2 separate regions of the Mus musculus genome follow, and region 2 is linked to region 1. The links are chromatin contacts, found by POLR2A ChIA-PET in ENCODE. All regions are on one chromosome and are shown on one strand. Each heading gives the region's core, a stretch centred on a gene start or an enhancer-like site at or near the end of the contact. The rest is flanking DNA. Distances are from core to core; before and after follow the strand shown. Region 1 holds the start of Trp53 (transformation related protein 53). Region 2 holds the start of Eif5a (eukaryotic translation initiation factor 5A).

The links. ChIA-PET counts read pairs that join two places held with the same protein, here RNA polymerase II (POLR2A).
Region 2: POLR2A ChIA-PET joins it to region 1 with 12 read pairs in Patski. The contact joins the promoter of Eif5a here to the promoter of Trp53 in region 1. POLR2A ChIA-PET finds 5 or more read pairs at or near these places in 3 of 5 experiments (Patski and embryonic stem cell).

Annotation. Positions count from the first base shown.
Region 1 is chr11:69,578,682-69,584,902 of GRCm38, reverse strand. Trp53 (transformation related protein 53) reads right to left here and starts at 4,544. Exons shown (of 11, transcript NM_011640.3): 1 at 4,388-4,544. It overlaps Wrap53 (WD repeat containing, antisense to Trp53), which reads left to right and starts at 5,654. Exons shown (of 10, transcript NM_144824.3): 1 at 5,654-6,221. The coding sequence starts at 5,851.
Region 2 is chr11:69,919,342-69,925,367 of GRCm38, reverse strand. It overlaps Eif5a (eukaryotic translation initiation factor 5A), which reads left to right and starts at 3,982. Exons shown (of 6, transcript NM_181582.4): 1 at 3,982-4,205.

The DNA.
Region 1 (6,221 bases), core at 3,295-5,794:
TTTTCAGTGTTTCCTTAAGAACAGTTGCCAATATGAAACTTTTCACAAGAACCAGATCAGGAGGGTCACAGTATCCACAGAGGCTGGATGTGTAAGAAAATGTTGGCTGGGAAAGGCAATAGACTCGAGAGGTTTGAGTACAACCAGGGCTGGCCTTCCAGGCCCAGCGGGCCTTGCTCTTCTCAGGGGCTCATCTCATTTGATCCTGAGGAAGCTAGGCAGGCTGCTATTGACAGGGATAAGGGAAGGGAATCTTTTACCCTTTATCTTTGGCTCTTGAGGTAGAACAGTTGGAAAGGTGCAAGGCTTGTCAATCAAAACCCCAAACGGAATGGAACGAACAGTACTACCCACCACCATCAAAGGACTGGACCCAGGGAAGCCAGAAGCCACACCTTACCCTGAATAAAACGACCTTAATGTTTCATAGAACTTAGTATACAAATCTTTCGGAGCTGGCAGGGTAGCTCAGCTGCAGAGTTCGTGTGTTATGTCTAAGGCTCCGGGTTCAACACCCAGCATTGGAAAAAAGGGGCATGGGGGTGGGGGCCAAGGACCGATATATTGTTGGTTCTAAGAAAAAATAAGAAGGCTGTGTCTGGTATCACTTAAAGCACACATCTCACTCAGCAAAACCACATCTAGGTGCAGTTCCTAGAACACGGACAGCAGGAGCCTTGCACAAAAACTGCTCCTGTCAGCATTATTCCGGGTGTGGAGCAAGAAGAAATCACAACACACTGGTGGGGAACAGACACATAAAACACGGCTTTGGAAAACGTTTAGAAACACACTGGGTGAGGAATACGATTGGTAGAAAAACTCAAAATAGTTTATACAAATCAGAAAATAGGTGGGTCTGTGTGGCCAGAATAGGCACCTGGTACCAAGACTGAGTACCCCAAAACTAATTTCTATTAAGTTGTCAGCTGACCTCTGACACACATGCTAATGAGTATGCATGAGCTCGACACACACTCACACACACACACACACACACACACACACACACACACACACACACACGCACACACGCACGCGCGCGCGCGTACTCAGTGTGATAAAAGATGACCATTATGTTTGATTTAGTTTTATTTTGTACTCTGAGACAGTCGCCTCACTCTGTGGCTCGGCTACAATGGCACTTCTTCTGTTGCAGCTTCCTGACCATTGGGCTTGCAGGTGTGAGCCACCACATCTGGTTTAAGACTGTTTATGTAACTAAAACGTGGATACAAGAGAACATGGTAAGTGTTTATTTGGCAAACTTTGAAATAGCCTAGTAGTAGCCCTCTCTTGCACCAAGACAAAGACAGTGGGTTTACTTTTATCAGCCAGAGACAAAAAAAAACCAACCAACCAAGACGTAAAGATGCGTGCCCACCGTTACCTTCCTTCCTAAAGCTTACCAGCTTTTTATCCAGGTCTCAAATCGATACCAAATTAATAACTAAGGAGTCAAATTTACTTCTGTCCCTTCCAACGTCACTTTCTCTAAGGAACCATCGCTTTCGCACCTTGGAAAATGTCACTTTTGGAACTTATTTCCCCCTTTCTTGAGACAGGGTCTCACTATGTATCCCAGGCTGGCCTTAAATTCATTACTGTCTTAACCACAGTAGTGCTGGGATCCTAGGCATCCAACTTACTTCGAGGCTTGTCCCAACTCTAAGAAGCCAGGCGGTGGTGGCAGGCACCTTTGATCCCAGCACATAGGAGGCAGAGACAGTTGGAGGCCAGCCTGGTCTACAGAGGGGAGTCCCAGGACAGCCAGGACTACACAGAGAAACCCTGTCTCAGGAAAACAAATTATGATTCGAACAGAATAAAGGATTGCGAAAAAGGACGGAGGGCACAGTCAGTCGCCCTTTCTCCGTCTCTTGAAGTATTCCCAGGAGGTTACTGCTGTGAATGACATAGATTTCTGTTTGATTCCAATACAGCAATCCATGGACCAATGGCACTTGGTCAAGCTGGGTTTAACCTGTTTTTTGTGGTCTCAGGATTTAAACCAAGGGTATCATGTTTGCCAGGTGAAATAATCTACTCCAAGCCATATCTCCAGCTGTTTGCCTTTCTGAGACAAGGTCTTGCTAAGTAGCCCAAGTTACCTCAGCATCCCAAGAGTGTTAGCATTAAAGGCACGGGCCATCGAGACGTCCTCATTTACCCATCAGGAGAAAGGCCAGTAGGCTCTGGTTTGCCAATGTTAACTTTTGTACTCTTTCTCTGTTTTTGAAGACACTCTCATTTATCTCAAGTCAGCTTACAACTACCCAGGGAAGGATGACCTTGAACTCCCTCTATGTATGGTCTGGACACTGTGGTCTGGAACTCGAGACTGTCGAGGCTTCCCACTGCTACTCAACTGTAGCAGCAGGTTATCTTGTGTCAGTGTGAATATTAACATACGTGACATATTTTTCTTTTTGAGATAGGGTCTCCTTGCATATCTTTGGCTGGCCTGAATCTCTGATATTGACCTGCCTCGGCCTCCCTAGCTTTGGGGTTAAAGGCTTGCAGCACCCGGTCCCAGTCCAGCCTGGCTCCTTTTTTCAGTCAACACGGTAACATTTATTTGAATAACATTTACAGTGCAGGGTCATATGTAAGCTACAGATGATTTAAGCATAATTTAAGTGCATATACTACCCATCCCAGACATTCCCAAACCCCTCTGCAGTAAATTATTCAGAGAAGAGAAACTGGAAGAGCAGGGTAAATATCTTCCAAAGTTGTCTTTATGTAAAAAAAAAAAAAACAAAAAAACCAATTTACATATATCTACATTTGTAAACAAGATGGGGCCTAGGGGCACCTCCTTTTGACTTCGGGTTGGGATCTTTTAACATTCACAAGAGAGTCCTTCACTAAATCCAGTCAAAGAGATTGCAAGAGCAGGGAGGCTATTTGCATAAGAAGGCATCCCTGGACCGCTGTGGCTGTCCAGTCTAACCTTCACAGCTAGGGTTCCCTTCGCGCGTCAAAGTTTAAGTGAAGTCATTTGTATACTTTCTCAATGAACTGGAGGATCTAGTCTTCCTTACGGCTTTACAGCTGAAGCCACGAAAACAAAGTCCCCCCGCCTCCCGGTCTACCTATCATTTATTCTTTAGACCGAAACTAAATCTTCAGATGGACAAAAAAATTTACTTCCCGATCCAAGTGCAGTGTGGAAATAGTATTTTTACAAAAGAAAAAAAGGCACGCACGATGTCTGGTGCGCGATAAGAAACTGTAATGAAATGACCTGTTCTAAAAATTGAAGTGGCGGGGACAGGCATAGCCCACGCCCAGGCAGAGTCCCGCCACCTCCCGCTGGGAAGAACCGGATGGTGCGGGCTGACTGCACTTAGGACCGCCGGGCGCCCGGGGCCCAAGCCCGCCCCTTCCGCTTTCAGGACGCGCGGAATGCGTTAAGCAAGGGAATGGCTCACCCTAAAACCGGATACTCGGTAATTTGCTTTTCCGGCAGGAAGAAACGACCTATCGGCGCACTCTTTTAAATAAACACCTCCTCCTTTGCAAAAGCAATAACCAAGTAATCCAGAAAAATAAGATGTCGAGGACAGCAGTTTTCCTCCTCAAACCACAGAACCAGCCTAGAATCCATTTCTCCCCTTTCGCTACTCCCCCGTCGCCGGGCGAGCAGTGATCTGCTCCGAAAACAAGAAACCGGAAATGCTCCTGCAAGCGGCAGAAACGTAAAGGAGCCAAACAATAACAGGGCCGGCGGGCCTTTCAGACCAAGAGGCTGAGTCGGGCCCCGAGGGCAAATACTTCTGGCTAGCACCGCTAGTGCTTCAGGCTTTTCTTGGATTTTCTTCATCTAGCAGGGTCGAGAAGCGGCTGGAAAAAAAAAGAAATCACTCCAGGGACAAAGGTCCGGAAGTTGCGGGACCTTAGCAGCTAAGGCTCCCCGGATCACCCCGATCTCATCCAGGAACGGAACCCAGGGTTTCATTAGGATGCTATGGGGGGTCTTAAGTCTTAAGCTATGAATCTCGAAAAATCTTAAATCCTGGTGCTTTGTGCATGTTATTTCCGGAGCTTCCATCACCTAGCAGCGGGCAGATAAGTGTGTACAACGCGTAGCGGAGAGAAAACCCCTTAGGCCATCTCAGTGGTCCCTATATGCTCTACTTTGCAGGTGCATGACAGTGAGGCTCGTCGGTCCTAACATCATCATCATCAGCTACCCTCACTACAGCATCTGACATATACACTCCCGTTCATCCCGCCCGCCAAGCTTCCATTCCGCCCATCTCCATCGCGCTGAGTCCCCCCACTGCCCCACCCCCAAACCCCACGGTTTTCTCTAGTTTTATGGATGCAAACGGAGAGAGCCAGTGACCGAGAGGTCTCGTCACGCTCATCAATTACTTACCCAGTCTTCGGAGAAGCGTGACACCCTGCTGGGAAGGAGGAGGATGAGGGCCTGAATGCTAGGTGCCCCCTAACTGTAGTCGCTACCTACAGCCAGGATGGTCCCAATGAACTGAAGCTACAGAACTTTAGCCAGGGTGAGCACGTGGGAGGGGAAAGTCCCAATCCCAGCAACCCCCGCGAGACTCCTGGCACAAAGCTGGATAGTCGCCATAACAAGTAAGGGCAAGTCCTTCCGTGGGTTGAGGGCAAGAAATGGAGGCGGGGACTTGCAGAGTCAGGATTCTCCCTGAGATGTTGCCCTCAGCAGGAACGCTTTGTGAAAAGTCGTCTAAGATATAGAGCTGTGAGGGCAAAATGGGTGGAAACCGATTCGGAGGACTCCTGCCTCTGTGTCAAGTATAAAGAGTGGAAAGAATTAAGTTTTTATCGTAAGTGGACCGCCACTGTTCTGAGCTCTGTGCTCTTTCCTATCCAGCTAGATAGTCATAGCCATCTTTTTGGATTTTTAAGACAGAGTCTTTGTAGCCAAGGCTGGCCTGGAATTCGCGGCCGTCTTCCTGCTTTAGGCCTTCCAAGTACAGGGATGAACCAACACGGGCCCCTAAGTTCTTTTTCCCCTCATTAGCTAAAATGTCACTTTAGAAAGGCTTTTCATAGTATCTCAATCTAACGTGTTCTCCGAGATACTTGGTATCGCACCACCGTGTTTAATTTCCTGTACAGTCCTTATCACTCTCTGTAAAGACTGTTTTCACAGCCTTTAATTGCACAGCAACGAAAACTTTATGGAGATTAAGAACTAGAAAACATTGCTATTTTTTTCCCAATGCCTTGTATAGTCCTGGGTTAGGCAGTAAGAACTTGATAATAAATGTCGAATGAATGAAGGGAGGGCGGGGGAGAAAGGGAAAGAGAGGAACAAGAAGGGGGGAGAGATGGGGAGAAAGGAAACCTGAGGTTACGGGATTCAAAACAAGATAGTCAAGAGGGGCAAAAACTGTAGAAATTATGCGCCCTCTGCAGGCCAGGGAGGATAGGCGCTTTAAGAATTACCCCCAGGGGACGGTAGGGGGCGCTCGTGTAGTTTTCGCCAAGGCCCAGAGTTCAGACTACAACTCCCAGAAACCTCTAGGAATTCTCCAGCGCTTGAGGTGTAGGCAAAGTCGTTCCTTCCCGCCTTCCCGCTCGGAATCGGAGGAGGATGCGGAGAGCCTATCGGAAGGTGGCCCGACTCCCGCGAGAGCAAGAAGCCCTGGCGGCGCCTAGCGACCCTAGGCGCTTGGCTTTGGACACTCGTTCCCTGGTGATTGCTTTAGGTTCGGCTTACATTTTCCGGAAGAGGAAAGCGGACTCCGGTCTCTGAGCATCCCTGGGAACGGTAATGCACTCTAGCCTCGGCAGCTGGTAGCCGGCTCAGCGAGACTTGCCCGACCTCTGCCTTCCGGGGGCTTACTCTACAGAATGAAGACGTCGGAGGAGCGACTCTTAGCTCCGGATAGCCTCCCTCCTGACCTGGCCCCAGCTCCGGTACCCCAAGGTTCCCCAGCGGAGAAAAATACAGACTTTGAACCGGTGCCTCCGCCATGCGGTGGTGATGACCAACCCCAGCTAGCCACAGATCCCGTGGCTAGCTTGGTTGTGTCCCAGGAGCTTCAACAAGGGGACTCTGTACCTCTGGAAGTAGAATTTAATACTTCCAGTGAGTTGAGTCCTGGAATCGAGGAGCAAGATGTTTCTGAACATGCGAGTCTTCCCGGAGAAGAAACGAATCTCCCCGAGTTGGAGTCAGGAGAAGCCACGGAAGGTGTGTCTGAGGAACGCGCTGAAGTGGA
Region 2 (6,026 bases), core at 2,733-5,232, 340 kb before region 1:
TACCCACAGCATCACTTTTGGCAGAACTTACATTTGTAAGTAACTATTTTCTAGAATGAAGCATACTAAGAATCCAAACCAAAAGTGTGCTGAGGAGCATCATGGGAACTCAATTACAGCTTACGTTCATGGACCTGGATGCTAATGCAGTTTCTTTCTTTCTTTCTTTCTTTCTTTCTTTCTTTCTTTCTTTCTTTCTTTCTTTCTTTCTTTCTTTCTCCTTCTCTCTCTTTCCTTCCTTCCTTTCATTCTTTCTTTTCTTCCTTCCTTCCTTTCTTACTTTATCTGCATTTATTTTCTGCTGAATTTATTCCTGTCATGAGTTTTTGTTTCTTCAGTTTCTTCTGGGATATCTTTTTCTTTCTTTTTGTTTGTTTGTTTGTTTGTTTTCAAGACAGGGTTTCTCTGCGTAGCCCTGGCTGTTCTGGGACTCACCTTGTAGACCAGGCTGGTCTCAAACGCAGAAATCCGCCTGCCTCTGTCTCCGGAGTGCTGGGATTAAAGGCGTGTGCCACCACTGACCAGCTCTTTTAGTAATTCTTTTTTGCCTGAGTTTTACTATAGAGTTAACCCTGACTAACCTAGAGCTGTTAATACAGACCAGGCTGACCTTGAATTCACAGAGATCTGTCTAACTCTAACTCCTTGTGTCCAGAGTCCGGAGTGTAGGAGTTAAAGGTGTGTGCCACCACACCAGCTTTGTTGTTTGTTTTTTAACATTTATTTTTTAGCCAGATATTAGTGGTATAACAGTCTTAGCACTTAAAGGCAGAGGCAGGCAGATCTCTGTGAGTTCAAGGCCAGCCTAGTCTACAGATTGAGTTCTAGAACAGCCAAGGCTACAGAGAGAAACCCTGTCTCAGAAAACCAAAAATGAAAACATATTTTAAAAAACTAAGTGAGCTGAAGGAGTAAAGCACGCGCCACACAGGGTGATGACCCGGCTTCGAGTCTCCAGAGCCCACAGGGAACCGGTGAGTTGAATACAAGTGCTCCTACTTGAGATGGGAGGTGTAGACAGAAGAACCCAGAATCTTGGGGGGCTAGCTAGCAGGCCATATGTATCAGTATACAACAAAGTGGCCCAGTTTCAAATGGGGTGGAAGACAGAGACTCTAAGCTGAAATTGTCTTCTGAGCTCCACACGTGGTGCATGAATGTGCACACTCACACACATACCAGTACACACACATCACACACACAAAGATTTAAAAAAAAAAAATCAGGTCTAGAGAGATGGTTCAGTACTTAAAGAGTACTTGCTGCTCTTCCAGAGGACTGAGTTTAAGTTCCTAATATCCATGTCAGATAGCTTGTGGTTATCTTTAACTTCAGCTCTGGGGCCTCTGGCCTCTGAAGGTTTGAGTTCTAGGACAGCCAAGGCTACAGAGAGAAACCTTGTCTCAGAAAACCAAAAATAAAATAAAATGAAAACATAATTTAAAAAACTATGTGCGCTGAAGGAGTAAAGCACGCGCCACGCAGGGTGATGACCTGGGTTCATTTTCACACCTATACACACCAGCACTCAGACACAAGGTTAAGGCCAGCATAGAATACACAGTACCCTTTCTTGAAAGAAAGAGAGAGGAGACCCCAGTGTGTTGGTGAATAACTTCAATCTCAGTACTTGGAGGCAGATGCAGGAGAATTCCTGTGAGTTTGAAGCCAGCCTGGTCTATATGAGTTCCAGGACAGCCAGAGCTCTATAGTGAGCTCATGTCTTATCCCTCCGACCTCAGGGGTTCTTTCTTTTCATTACCAAATCTATTTTCATTATGCTAAACAAACAAACAAACAAACAAACAAACAGGTAAGGGACGTAGGCACAGCTTGATCCTTGCTGAACACTCACTGGCCCTAGATTCAACTGCCTGGTACCATCAAATAAACGAGCAAGTACAGGCCAAAGCTGTGCTTTAGTACCTGAAGAGGTGTGTGACTGATAAGTCTAGGATTTTTTTTTTATAATCTGCCAAAAGATTCATCCCACTTTCCCCCTCCCTTATGGTCCATTCCCTAAATCCTTTGCATTAGGCAACCACTAATATATTTTTTGTGTATCGTGTTTGTGACATTTACAGTTCTACTAATTGTCTCTGAATAGCCCTAGCCCCAAGCTTTGCACCATTTGGCTTTTACAGTTGTCACATGTGTCCAGAAGTTCATATCTTTTTCAGTACTGGGACAGAATTTTAAAATAGGGTTTTACTATGTAGCACAGGCTGGCAATCTTCCTGTTTAGCCAGGAGATAGGATTACTGGCATGTATTACCACACCCAGAGAATGACCATAAACTTCCCATCCTCCTTCCTCTGCCTCTGGGTCCTTAGGTGCTGCAATTACAGGGAGGGAGGGTGGCAGGCCCTGTGCCTGGCTAGGATTGGATTATGTAGGCTACCATAGCCTTGAACTACTGATCTGCTGATCTCAGCTTTCTCAGTGCTGGCATTCCACAGAAAACGACAGAAAATTCAGGAAAAGTGACTGAAAGATATAGGGTGGATAGTTCTACTGTGCTACACAAACACGTAATAATTCCAATTAAGTGCTTGCAAGCGTTCCAGTAAGTTGGAGATTAAGATATCATTTAATATCCTTACTTAGTGGTAAAGAAATTAAAAGTACAGTAATTTGAAGTGATTTCTCAAAACTATAGGTGGCAGTGCATGCCTTACATCCCAACACGAGAGGCAGAGGCAGGTGGATCTTAAGGCCAGTCTGGTCGACTGAGTGAGTTCCAGGACAGCCAGAGCTACACAGAGAAACCCTGTCTTGAAAAACAACAACAAAACCACCACTACCACCAAAAAGGTTTAGATTCCTAGACCAGATTTTTTTGTTTTGCTTTTGAGTCAAGAATTCACACTGTACAGACCAGACTGGCCTTGAACCCACCTGGCTCTTACAGGATTAAGGGAGTGCTCCACCACGCCTGCATTATCTAAGGAGTAGGAATCCTGATCGCTCATCTTTAGATAACGTCAAAGTAATTTAATATTGCACTGTTTTGTTTTTTTCTATTCTCCTGCTCCAGTTTCTCAAACTCAGAGATTACAGGCATCATAAATTTCAAGACCAACTTTATGTGCTGGCTTTATAACAAGTCTCAGCCTCCTAGCGATCTGGCAATAAAGTCTGTGTCGCCTGGTCCAGAGCCACTCTTCTCATAGGGAGTTTGATTTTGGAAGAAACATTAGACATTTCCTTTTAGAAACCTCAAGCCGACCTGGGAAAACAATCGGAAACGCTATGTAGTTCTCTTTATTTAGGATTTAGAAAGGAAAAGCTTCTATGCGAACCTTAGGAATCAACACTAACCAGGGTTTAGACAAGATGGTGGCTTGTATCGGATAGCTCTGGATACTGAAACTATAGCGCACAAGTTGTGTAAAGTACCGAAGCCGGGATGGTTGTAATCCGACCACACTAGCGTGAGAGCAGAGTCTCCCACGGAAAGCAGTCTCTTGAGCACGTGCAGAGCTGGGACAGCGATTCGGAGAAGAGCCACACACCTAACTAGAAAGGTTCTCAGAAACGTGTTTGTGAGTTGTTCAATTCCAGTTAAAGCCGAGGTGTGGCGCCTGCTCAGACGCATGCGTTCTTGACGCCGCAAGCAGCACAGTGGCGTGGTCTTTTCAACACCCCGCGTAGGGACGACGTCTGAGGTGGAAGGGGCGTTTAGGATTCCTAACACGCATGCGTTGAGACCCAGGCGTTTCCTTCGGAGGGTGTGGAGTGCAGGGTTCTGTATTGCGCAGCCGCAAGGGTTGCCCGGTAGAGCGAGCTGTCGCTCAAGGGGAGGGAAGAAGAGGTTGAAGGGATTTAAAAAAAAAAAAAAAAAACCCGGTGCGCCTGCGCATTGCCGACTGGTTGGAAGCACTACGGACTGGAAAGGGGCGGGGTCACGTGTGTGCGTCATCCGATGGGTAGGTGGGAGAGAGGGTGGAGATCGGGGAGGGTCCATGCGCTTGCGCAGTGCGGGGGTGGAAGGTGGTGGAGCTACCTAGCACGCTTGCGCGGCTGTCATAGGGCTGCTTGGTTGGTCAGTGGGGAGTCGGCGCCTGCGTACTAAGACCCGTGTGCAGCAGCGGCGGCGGCGCTAGAGGCGGCGGCGGCGGCGGCGGCAGCACAGTAGCGGGTTCGGAGGCAGCAGTTGGGCTCGCGGCGAGCGGACCAGGTCAAGTCAGTGCGTTCGCGCGAGGTGAGAGCGGGCAGGGCGCGCCTGCGCGTAACCTCGGTTTGAGCTACGAACGAGAGACGGAACTACGCGGGGGTCGGGGAGGGGGGCAGAAGGGAGCGGCGGCTGTCGCCGCACGGGTTCGGTGAGGGAGCGGCGCGAGGTGCGGAGAGGCGGGTGCAGGGCCCGGTTGGCGCGAGGGGTGACGGTTGGGGCCGGCCGGGTGACGTTGGAGCGACGCAGGGCGGGGGACGGCGAGCCGCGAGGCCGCCACGCGGGAGAGGCCGCCAGGCGGCCACGCCGGGGCGAGGGCCCGGGGCCAGATCGGCCCAGACAGGGCAAAGGCTCCTGTGCGGTTGAGGACCGGCGCTGCGCGGCCACGTGAGGTGGGGGAGGGGGCTGTTAGGTGAGGGCATGTGGAGGGGGTTGGCGGCCGGCGGGGGGAGGGGAGGCGGCATGGTCCTGGCCTGGCGCAGCTTTGGGGCAGGGGCAGCCGTAGCACCGGAAGTGTTCCCCATTGGAGGCTGCCCTCGGGGTCCGAGGCCATGCGGCCGAACGTTGACCGGGGCCGCATGGCTGCACGGGGACCCCTCCCCCCTGGCCCGGGCCACCGGAAGCCCCGGGCGACCACATGGTGGGCGCGAGCCGGCAACCCTCAGCGCAAGGAGCTCTGGTCTTTTTTGGGTTTCTCCGGAGCCTTGGATTTTGGCGTGCGGGAGAGACCCTACCCTTGGGTCTCACTCATCCCGCAGGGCCCGTTGCAGGCATATGTTAGTGTTCCCCAGCCTCATGGGCCTCTGGAGCTCATCCCTCAGTCTTCATATGAAGTGAGACGTCCAGCCAGATGTAAGTGGTACTGCTTTGCTGGGGAAACCGGGAAAAGTGGGGAAACTGAGGGCGATTGGACTGATGCCCAACTCTTTCTCGGCCCATGCCGACAGCGCCTGAAAGTAGTGAGCTTCTAGTTCCCCTGCGGTGATCTTCGATCTTCACCATGCCAGTGCCTTCCCTGTCGTGTTTTGTTTGGGAGTTACTGTGTTTTAAAGTCCTTTACTCTGCCAGCCTAGTACGATTTCTATTACTACTACGAATCTTTTGCTTTCATTTTATTGTCATTCACCACCCCTCACTTTCTACTGACTGTACAGGCTGGGCCTGAAAAGCCGACAGGACTGGTGCATCCTGGGAAAAGTGGGAGGGCCATCGACAAAAGGCTGAGTTCCCTTCGGGAACTGAGATCGAAATGTTTGGCAGTGGGATCCTTTAGGAAACTACTTTCTCTCCCTTGACTGCATCTGCAAGTGCACGTTGGAGGCGGGAATCCCCCAAAGAGGCCTTGTGGTTTCCTGTACCAATGACTGGCTTGTGTGTGGACAGGGTGGGGGGGTGGTGTAACAACTGGGTGGGGCCTTGTCCTCCGTCTCCACCCCTCCATTAGCCCCGCCCTTCAGCTGGCTCATTGCTGCTCACCTAATTATAGTCCTGGCAGAGTGTGGGGAAGAGGGGGTGGTTGGTTTCAGTGGCGAGTAACACCTGAGTCCTACTCGCTCCCGGGAAGTAGCCCTTTCCTCATCTCTGGGATTTGGCATCCCAACTCCCAGGAGGCTTCCTTTCCCTAGCCACAACTTTAGATGTCATTGTGGGGGCCCAGGGGATCCCCAGCTGTTTTACCCCCAATACTCAAGCTCTTCAATATGTTTGACTCCAGTTTCAAAGCAGGAAATGCAACTTTATTTAGGTGGGTAATGAATGAAGGGGAAGTGGATCAGTGTTTTAGGGAGGAATGGGATAGATCAGCGATCTCATTTAACCTCCATCGTTACTGACCCTAGTTCTCTTCTTGGC